Linked DNA regions of Homo sapiens: regions 1 and 3 are each linked to region 2. A link is a contact called in ENCODE Hi-C or POLR2A ChIA-PET data. All regions are on one chromosome and are shown on one strand. The core of a region is the stretch at or near the end of the contact, and the rest is flanking DNA. Distances in the headings are between cores, read along the strand shown.

Region 1 (3,272 bases), core at 543-3,042, 210 kb before region 2:
TAGCCTGAGGGAGCTGCCCCCCTCTCAAGCTGTACCCACCAGCTGGGAGCTCCATGCCTGTGGGGGCCAGAGGAACTCCTGGGCCTGGCTGCTTGCATTTGGGATGGTGGGGTGGGGTTGCCAGCCTTGCTCAGGATATTTTGGCCTTAGAGAGTAGGGAATGATAGATTGGAGGGTAGTGGGAGAGGAGCGGAATGGTCACCACAGACAGGCTCAGGTGTGCAAACCATCTGCACCATCTGGGTGCCCCCCAGTTCCTCCATGTCTCCTGCCCTCCTTTCTAACCCAGGGCCATGCCTCTTTCACAGATGAAATGCTGAGACCTGATCCTCTCTCTATGGACGCACCAGGCAGTGCGTGGGATGCAGCGTCCTCAGGAGTGTCTGTGGAGGGAGGTGGGGAAAGTGTTCTCACCTCTACTTGCCCCCAAGGAAGGGTGAGGGTGCTGGCAATCCCGACTCCCCGACTACTCACACCCCCATCTGCCCCTTCAGAACTCCTTCTGGGCTTGTTAGAGGAGGCTTCTGGCCATTGGATTGGTTGTAAATGCTGGTGATCTGTAAACACTGGAGTCTGGGCAGCGCTGACCAGCATTGCTCCTCTCTGAAACCACAAGCCTTCCAACTGGTGAGGTGGATGGAGCCGTCAGGGGTGAGTGGAGTTGTGGAGGTGATGGGGATACAGTAGAACCAGCCTCAGGGACCTGGAAGGGGGTGGAGTGACTGAGTTGGGGCCCCACTTTCCTGGAGGAGAGAGCTTGAAAGATTTGCCAAGGGTGGACAGAGGCTGAGTGTAGGAAGGCTTCTCTGTGGGTGGGGCTGAATTTGGGGCTTCATCCATCCAGTTCCCAATAAGAGAACGAATGGGTATATTGCTTTAAGAGAGGCATTGGCAAGTGGTGGTGGTGGTGTGTGAATATGGTGGAGACCACATAGGTCCAAGATGGAGGGGGGCTTGGAAATGGAACTCAGAGAGCAGACACTGGGTTTTACAGTCAGAAACTGCAGAAAGTACACTGTGTTCAAGGCCCACTTCCACCAAAAATCTAGCTGTGTGGCCTCAAGCAAATCACATCTCTGGGCCTCAGTTTTAATGTACTGCAAAATGAGAATTTTAATCCCAGTCTAGCTCAGGGAATTGAGTTAAATGAGAAGTCTAAAAGAGTCCATTTGCTAAGGGATTAATTACTTGAGGTGCGGAAACCGAGGCTCAGAGAGGGCAAGGGCTTTGCTAGACGTCACAGTCAGTGATGGACCTGCGATTAGAACCCAGGAATCCTGCTCCTAGTTCACAGTAGCTTTCCCCAGAGCTGGTGAGTGAGTGTGGTGGGATGGGATGGGTCTGATGTCCTGCTGTTTTTGGACAGGGGGGCAGGATGCTGGGTGAAGAGTGAAAGGGAGAGGCTGGAGAAGAGAGGAAGGCCCCAGCTCACGCCAAGGCTGAGATTAAAAACAAACAAACAAAAAACAAAAAACCCGTGGTGCCCCTCCCCCGCCCCGCCCCACTCCTCCGAAGTCCGGGCTGCGAAGAGCCAAGCTCAAATCCAAGTCCAAGTCCAAGTCCACGTCCAAGTCCGCATCTCCAGATGCAGACGCGGGGTTGGGCACAGGCTGCAGTGAGCGCGCGGGCCACCAGGGGGACACGCCTGCGCCTTGGCCCGAGCTCGCGGCAGCTGCGGTCAGCCCAGGGCGAGGCGCCGGGGTGGGCGCGGGGCAGAGGCTACCCCGACCTGCGGGAAACAAAGGCAGGTTAGGGAGAGTGGATCCCAAAAGTATGGGGGCGGAGAGACCCGGTTGCCCTGCCCACTCCTCCATCCCCTCCTTTTCGCAACCCCGACGCCCAGGCCTCCCCAAGCCAGCAGGGGGCCGTGACCCACGTGTACAGAGGCTGCAGCTGTAAATGCGACGTCTTCTGGGGCGCCTGGTATCCGTAGGAGTCAAAGCCGCCGATGAAGTCAACTGCGGAAGAGGGGCGGCGCATGTTAGGGATCGGCGGCGGGGGCGAGGAGAGGGAGACTGGGTCCTGAAGGGGAAGAATCTGAGGGCAGGACTCCCACCCTAGGAAGCGGAGCCAGAGAAGCCATGAGGAGGGGAGGGGCGAGGGTCAGACCCCGTGCAGGGCCTGGGGCGGGGCTTCGGCTGGACCCTGAGGGATGGGCCTCTGGGGGTCTGGAGGCGGCGAGGCCGGGCCAGCTGAGGGTCAGGCCCCAGTCCTTAAGGCTTGGGCCTGGGAGGCCGGGCAGTCCTATGGGAGAGAAGGCTCTCAGGGGCGGGGCTAGAGCCTCTAAACGGGACAAGACCTCTGATGGGGTGGGGCGAGATTGGGGAAAGGGGGTGCTGGGGCCAGGGACTGGGCACCTGGACGTCTGGACCCCAGCCTGGAACGGGCTGGTATGCAGAGCCTTCCATACCAGCCGCCTCTTCCCCTCGAAAGGGGCCCGTGGCCGACCCTGGGCTCCCTCCCGCCGGGGCCAGTCACAGGCCTCTGTCCAGGGTGCTGAAGGCGCAGGGCCAGATTCCCCACTTCCCCAGGGGCGCCTTACTCACAGCTGTCCTCCTCCTCCAGGAACACTTTGCTCACGTAGCAGGCGAACACGAAGCCGAACAGCTGGGAGTGGAGATGACACGTCAGGGAGGAAGGAGGAGTGGGAACCTCTTCCTCCGCCCCCTGCCGGGCCCTGTACGCTCTGACTGGCAAGGGAGGAGGCATGCCAGGATGAAGGCAAACCGTAACAACTTCCAATTAAATGTTTTCACCTTAAAGTCAAACATACATGGTCTAACTCTTCTGAAAGTGTAACTTGAGACAAGTAATCATTTTACCTCTTTGAGCCTCAGTTTTCCCACTTGGACTTGGGCAATACCTTATGGCTTGTTAAGAAGAAAGAGGATTATGTGACTTTGTGGGTACAAAGTGCCTAGGACAGGGCTGGCCCTTCTAGAAACAGGAACTACTCCTATCTTGGAGTTTCTTTCTTTCTTTTTTTTTTCTTCCCTTCCCTTCCCTTCCTTTCCTTCTTTCTTTCAGACAGGGTCTCACTCTGTCACCCAGGCTGTAGTGCAGTGCTGCAATCATGGCTCACTTCAGCTTCAACCTCCTGGGCTCAAGTGATCCTCCTGCCTCAACCTCTCAAGTAGCTGGGTCCACAGGCATGAGGCATCACGCCCACTGGGGTCACTTTCTTATTCTCACAACTCTGAGGCTGGTATTGTCATTCTTTTTTGTGAATAAGGAAACAAGCTCCGAGAAGGCAGGTGACTTGTCCAAAGTCA
Region 2 (3,353 bases), core at 610-3,109:
GTACATGTTAATAATAACTTTTGTATGCTTTGTCTCCAATTTTCTGCCTTTTGTGAGTTGATTTTTCCATGAACCTTCAGAGGGCAAAAGGGAAAATTTTCCCTGGCCCCCATATGCTGTTTACCAATTTCTGTGGTGTAAATACCCCCACTCGGCTGATTCAAGCTGCTGCCACGATGTTATGGAGCCAAGAGTTAGGAAGAGATGTGCAGAAGCACATCATTATGTCATAATTCCACTACACAGATAACAACAGATGTAGGGCTGGGTGCGGGGGCTCACGCCTGTAATCCCAGCACTTTAGGAGGCCGAGGTGGGTGGATCACTTGAGGTCAGGAGTTCGACACCAGCCTGGCCAACATGGTGAAACCCTGTCTCTACTAAAATTACAAAAATTAGCCCAGCATGGTGGTGTGCGCCTGTAATCCCAGCTACTCGGGAGGCTGAGGTAGGGGAATTGCTTGAACCTGGGAGGCAGAGGTTGTAGTGAGCTGAGATGGTGCCAGTCAGCTCCATGTAGTGAGCTGAGATGGTGCCACTCAGGCAATAGCAAGACTCTGTCTCAAAAATAAATAAATAAATAAAAATGAAAAAAAAATAAATGTAGGTAAACTCAAGAGAATAGATAATAGTGAAATATAGTAAAATAATTAGGAAGTGATGATTTTTAATATCTTTGTTTTAATATAATTTATTTAATTGTAAATGTATACAATTTAATTTTAAAATTTTTATTATGATGATATATATTTTTTGGGGACAGGGTCTCACTCTGTCATCCAGGCTGGAGTGCAGTGGCATGATCACAGCTCACTGCAGCCTTGACCTCCTGGGCTCAAGCAATCCTCCCACCTCAGCCTCCTGAGTAGCTGAGAATATAGGCATGCGCCACCGCACCCCGTTAATGTTTAAAATTTTTTGTAGAGACAGGGTCTCACTATGTTGCCCAGCCTGATATTATGATTTTTTAAGAGATGGAAGTCTCACTATTTTGCCCAGGCTGATCTGGAACTCCTGGCCTCAAGTGATCCTCCTCTCACCTCAGCCTCCCAAAGTGCTGGGATTACTGGTGTGAGCTGCTGTGCCCAGTATACAATTTAATTTTTAGCAATGACTGTTAAACAGCCCTCTTGCAAAATGCCTGAAACTTTAGCAATTTGCTCTTGCTAGCTGGTGTGAGCGGCTCTTATACACTGATGGACTTGTCCCCAGCCAAAGGCATCCCACAGGGCATTGTCAACAAAAGAGGCCCCATGATATAATATTTATAATTATAAATATTAATACTTTTTGACCCAGTCAAAATCATCTCCCAGACCTCAAGAAACTCTTCTTGGGGTCACTTGCACCTCCTCTTAATTCTCCTAAACACATTGTTGCCATTTAGACTACTGAATGTCAGAGCCAGAAGGGTCCTGAGGCCATTTGGTGCCTTCAACTTGTGAAGATGGGGAAACTGAGGCCCAGGGTAGGGCAGGGACTTGCTTAAGCTCATTAACATTGAAAACCAAGTCTTATGGCTCCCAGGTCAGGACTCATCCTATTAACTCCTTTCTTAGGGATAGGGAAGCTGGCCCAGAGAGAGGAAGGTGAGTGCAAATTCACACAGCAAACAAGCGTCAGAGCCAGAGCCTGGGGATTCTCCTCGCCCGCCCAGATCTCCTCGGAACCTTCACCTTCCTCTTGGGCCCTGGAAATGAGGCATGTGCGCGCCTCCTCCGTGCACCCAGGGCCAGGCGTTGAAGACGGAAGGGGCGATTCCTGCGGGTGTTCTTCTCGGAGCTGAGGTTGGCACGCACCAGTTTGTCCACCGGGGGGCACTACGGAGCCGAGCTAGGAGAGCGCGCGGGCTCCCGGAGCCTCCCAGCCCTGATTGATCCGCACTTGAGCCCGGCGGGAAAACAGGTGTCCCGAGAGGAGAGGAACTAGCCAGACGTCACCCTGAGAACTAGAGACAGAGCTGGCACTTGACGCGGACCTCCTGACACCAGTCAGGTGCACTCTCCCGGCGTCTAAGCGCGTCCCTCCCCCTCTTCCGGGGGCCGGGCTGCTACTTCTTTTCCTGTCAACTGGGGTCAGCGAAGGCCCTCCTGGGCCAGGCTGTGCAGAACCACAGCTCTGTCTGGCATGGCATTGCACCTCCACTGGACAGTGGCCGGTGCTGAGCGACACATGCCTCATTCCCTCTCTGTCCAGGGCCGCTCCCCACCCCGCCTTCTTCTTCTTCTTCTTCTTTTTTTTTTTGGAAACGGAGTCTTGCTCTGTCACCCAGGCTGGAGTGCAGTGGCGCGACCTCGGCTCACTGCAATCTCTGCCTCCTGGGTCCAAGCCATTCTCCTGCCTCAGCCTCCCAAGAGTACCTGGGATTACAGGCGCCCGCCACCACACCCAGCTAATTTTTGTATTTTTAGTAGAGACGGGGTTTCACCATGTTGGCCAGGCTGGTCTTGAACTCCTGACCTTGGGTGATCCGCCCATCTCGGCCTCCCAAAGTGCTGGGATTACAGGCGTGAGCCACCGCGCCCGCCCCGCCTTCTGTCATCCCGTATCAGCGCAAGTCTTTGCCGTTTACCAAACATTGTCACACCCTCTGATTACCTTCTTTTTCTGAGTAGAGAGGAAGGGTGGCGGGGGCTGGGGTTAGACCTGAGCTTCAGTCTTGGACCAGCTACTCAAACTCACCTCGTTACACAATCACTTTGTGCCTTGGTTTCCTTATTTTAAAGCAGAGATCATAGTTCTTATCTCACAGGGTTGTTGAGAGGATTAAAAGAGGTAACACAGCAAGTCCTTGGGAACTTTTCTTTTTGAGACAGGGTCTTGCTTTGTATCCCAGGCTGAAGTGCAATACCGCGATCGTGGCTCACTGCAGCCTCCACTTCCTGGCCTCAAGCAATCCTCCTGCCTCAGCCTCCATGTAGCTGGGACCACATGCGGCTCCACCATGGCTAATTTTTTATTGTTTTGTAGAGGCAGGGTTTTACTTTGTTGCCCAGGCTGGTCTCCAACTCCTGGGCTCAAGCGATCCTCCCATCTCTTCCTCCCGAAGTGCTGGGATTACAGGTGTAAGCCACCTCACCTGGCCCTTGGGAACTTTTTATCATGATTGAAACCTGCACAAGCATCGTAGGAGAGATGGAACTGCCTTCACCTTACACTGGCAGAACTGAGGCTCTGAGAGGCTCTCAGTGAGGAGTCATAAGGGAACTTTTTATTTGAGCGCCAGGTGTGATTGACTTAGGGGTATAAGAAGTAGAACTTTCTTTCTCTTCAATCCGGAGCTGTGTCTAAGCTGGGATGGGAGATAAATGTACGTGCAGCTAAGGCTTGGTAGGTCCATGTGTGTGTGTTCC
Region 3 (3,278 bases), core at 571-3,070, 170 kb after region 2:
CATGGTGAAACCCCTTCTCTACAAAAATACAAAAATTAGCCGGGCATGATGGCGGATACCTGTAATCCCAGCTACTTGGGAGGCTGAGGCGGGAGAATCGCTTGAACCCAGGAGGTGGAGGTTGTAGTGAGTCGAGATCACGCCACTACACTCCAGCCTGGGCAACAGAGCGAGACTCCGTCTCAAAAAAAAATTTTTTTTTATCCCACTTGGGATTTGTTGGGCTTTTTGAATCTGTAGATTAATGGCTTTGATCAGTTCTGGGAGATTTTCAGCCACTGACGTTTCCAATATCACGTTTTCATTAGTCTCTCTCTTCTCTCCTGAAGTTCCAGTTACAAGAGTGTTAGATCCATTTCTCATTTATTCTTCGTGTCTTTTACTATTTCTTGCTATTATTTTTAATCTTTATGTCTCTCCATGCTCATTTTGGATTATTTCTTCTGACCTTTCTTCCAATTCACCAATTATCTTTTTTGCTATGTCCAAAATGCTTTAAATTTGCTATTGATTTTTAAATTTTAGTTAATTGTATTATTCATTTCTAGAAGTTCAGTTTGTCCCTTCAAACCTACTGTCACTTTTCATCCTGTTCCAGGCAAATATTTTCAAGCTACTCTATTGTTTATTTAAATATGGTTGTTCTATATTCTATGTAAAATAATTCCAGTGTTTAAATTCTTTATAGATATGTTTCTATTGTCTCTCATTTCTTCTGGTTCTTGCTGTGTGGTCTCATTTCCTTATGTGCCTGATTATCTTTTTTTTTTTTTTTTTTTTTTTGAGATGGAGTCTCACTCTGTCACCAAGCTGTAGTGCAGTGGCGCGATCTCAGCTCACTGCAACCTCCGCCTCCTGGGTTCAAGCAATTCTTCTGCCTCAGCCTCCTGAGTAGCTGGAACTACAGGTGCCCGCCACCATGCCCGCCTAATTTTTAGTAGAGACAGAGTTTCATCATATTGGCCAGGCTGGTCTCAAACTCCTGACCTCAGGTGATCCACCCACCTCGGCCTCCCAAAGTGCTGGGATTACAGGTGTGAGCCACCGCGCCCGGCCCTGATTATCTTTTACTGTGTGCTGGCCGTCGTACTTAAATATTTCTTTGTGTGACTCATTTGGAGCCTTGACTGAAGGACCTCCCTCCAGAGAAGGTTTTCATTTGCTTCTTCCAGAAACCTTTGGAAGAAACAAATAGTCTAGGGTCACCTCAATCTAAGTTCAAGGCTTGAGGTTACCGACCACCCAGGAGATACAAATTAGAGCTGCAAGTCTGTTACTGGAAAGGAGTCCCAATCCAGACCCCAAGAGAGGGTTTTTAGATCTTGTGCAAGAAAGAATTTGGGGCGAGTCCATAGAGTAAAGTGAAAGCAAGTTTATCAGGAAAGTAAAGGAATGAAAGAATGGCTACTCCACAGGTAGACCAGCAGCACCATGGGCCTCTGGTTGTCCATTTTTATGGTTATTTCTTGATTATACACTAAACAAGGGGTAGATTATTTATGAATTTCCAGGGAAAGGTGTGAGCAATCCCCGGAGCTGAGGGTTCCTCCCCTTTTCAGACCCTATAGGGTAACTTCCAGATGTTGCCATGGCATTTGTCAGCTGTCATGGTGCTGGTGGGAGTGTCTTCTAGCCTCCTCCTCACCTTACAGCCAGTAAGAAATAGAACCAGGCTAATGTATTATAATTATCATATAGTGAGCAGTGAGGATGACCAGAGGTCATTCTCATTGCCATGTTGGTTTTGGTGGGTTTTGGCCGGCTTTTTTACTGCAACCTGTTTTACCAGGAAGGGCTTTATGACCAGTGTGTTGTGCTGACCTCCTGTCTCATCCTGTGACCAAGAATGCCTAACCTCCTAGGAATGCAGCCCAGTAGGTCTCAGCCTTATCTTACCCAGCCCCTATTCAAGATGCAGCTGCTCTTCCTCTGATTCAAACGCCTCTGACAAGTCCATACTGGGGCTGGTTTACTTCTGAGAGTATGGCTCTTTGGGATCCCAACTAATTTGGGGGAAGGTCTTCTATTTGATCTTCCACCATGTGCTCTGGACTTTTATTTGTGTACATTGCCTAGAGGAGTTATCAAAACAACAGTTCAAACTAGCCCAAATCAGGAAGTGCCCTCAGAGTAAATGTGAGTTTCCCGTATGGTTTATCTGTCTACGTTTCTGTTTTCCCTTTAGCTTTGTTCTAGTGATGCCTTACCCTATGGCTGCACCAATATGTCAGTGTTTTTAGTTGTTTTCTTTTTTTCTTTTTTTTGAGACAAGTCTTGCTCTGGTGCCCAGGCTGGAGTGCAGTGGCCTGATCTCTGCTCACTGCAACCTCCGCCTCCCAGATTCAAGCGATTCTTGTGCCTTGGCCTCCCGAGTAGCTGGGATTACAGGCATGCACCACCATGCCCAGCTAATTTTTGTATTTTTAGTAGAGACGGGGTTTCCTCATGTTGGACGGGCTGGTCTTGAACTCCTGACCTCAGGTGATCTGCCCACCTTGGTCTCCCAAAGTGCTGGGATTACAGGCGTGAGCCACCGTGCCCGGCCTTTAGCTGTTTTCAATAGGAGAATTGATCTGAGGAACTTGGCGTGGCATTCCCAGAAAAGAGAAGCCGGCCAGATGGCAGACTCCATTTGAAAGAGATGGAAACTGTGGCTTAGAGAGGTGAGGCCACTTGCCTAGGGCCTTACAGCCAGTAAGAAATAGAGCCAGGCTGCAAGCTGAGGGCCGTTTTACACCAAATTCAGTGTTCTTGTCCCCACTCCCTGGCAGCACCCTCTTGATTTCTTTATATGTAATGAGGAAGTCAGAGAGTCTCTGAGGGCCCTTTGGACTCAGATGTTCTCCAACCAGGATTTCACGGCTTTTCAAATCTCTAAGACTCACTGAGCCTCCTCCTCACCTTCAGTCTGGGATTTAGAGAGAATTCCTAGATCAGCCATGAGGGGGCAGTGGTGTGCAGAGAGTGCCCAGATTCTAAAATGATGACACAGCCAAGGGCTTCTTTCTTTGTGGAGGTCTTTGCTTCTCACTGTCAGAGTAAAAAGAAAATGATGCAGCCTAGTATTCTAAGTCCCCTGTCCCTTCTGCTTCATTTGTCCAAGTCTGGTCGATGCCGCCTCTGGCACAGAGGATGGGACACAGAGATAAGTCATGTTGTGTCTCTACCATCAAGGACCCATGGTCCACTAAACCCTCTCCAGGCTAGGTTTCTGGCTGATTTTCCACCTCCTTGTCTTTGCTCTTGCTGTTCTCTGCACTGAAGTGCCTCCCCTTTCT

What was found. Hi-C counts contacts between places; a loop is a spot of excess contacts on that map. ChIA-PET counts read pairs that join two places held with the same protein, here RNA polymerase II (POLR2A). Pooled maps may share reads with other maps.
Region 1: a loop to region 2 is called in a map of K562, with 4 times the contacts of the local background. The contact joins two enhancer-like sites. A Hi-C loop is called at or near these places in 5 of 168 maps with a recorded cell type or tissue (GM18951, K562, MCF 10A and 2 more), 3 of 37 single-sample maps with no recorded cell type and 12 of 50 pooled maps. POLR2A ChIA-PET finds 5 or more read pairs at or near these places in 5 of 52 experiments (H1, HEK293, PC-9 and 2 more).
Region 3: a pooled map shows a loop between it and region 2 (2.4-fold over the local background). The contact joins two enhancer-like sites. A Hi-C loop is called at or near these places in 2 of 168 maps with a recorded cell type or tissue (CD4-positive, alpha-beta T cell and HepG2) and 2 of 50 pooled maps. POLR2A ChIA-PET finds 5 or more read pairs at or near these places in 2 of 52 experiments (BJ and activated CD4-positive, alpha-beta T cell).

The regions. Positions count from the first base shown.
Region 1 is chr1:31,179,984-31,183,255 of GRCh38, forward strand. NKAIN1 (sodium/potassium transporting ATPase interacting 1) reads right to left here. Exons shown (of 7, transcript NM_024522.3): 5 at 2,547-2,607; 6 at 1,877-1,958; 7 at 1-1,729. The coding sequence ends at 1,720. Among named protein-coding and RNA genes, the nearest start is that of NKAIN1, 58 kb to the right of the region's middle. RefSeq lists a silencer at 1,631-1,880. Within about 2 kb of position 1,793, at least 2 of the 41 ENCODE cell types and tissues checked have a DNase peak (open chromatin) inside an H3K27ac peak, as active enhancers do.
Region 2 is chr1:31,392,997-31,396,349 of GRCh38, forward strand. No RefSeq gene overlaps it. Among named protein-coding and RNA genes, the nearest start is that of SERINC2, 19 kb to the right of the region's middle. RefSeq lists a silencer at 1,706-2,000. Within about 2 kb of position 1,860, at least 6 of the 41 ENCODE cell types and tissues checked have a DNase peak (open chromatin) inside an H3K27ac peak, as active enhancers do.
Region 3 is chr1:31,561,296-31,564,573 of GRCh38, forward strand. All of the region lies in intron 2 of LOC124903917 (a long non-coding RNA gene), which reads left to right. Among named protein-coding and RNA genes, the nearest start is that of TINAGL1, 14 kb to the right of the region's middle. RefSeq lists a silencer at 1,713-2,007. Within about 2 kb of position 1,821, at least 5 of the 41 ENCODE cell types and tissues checked have a DNase peak (open chromatin) inside an H3K27ac peak, as active enhancers do.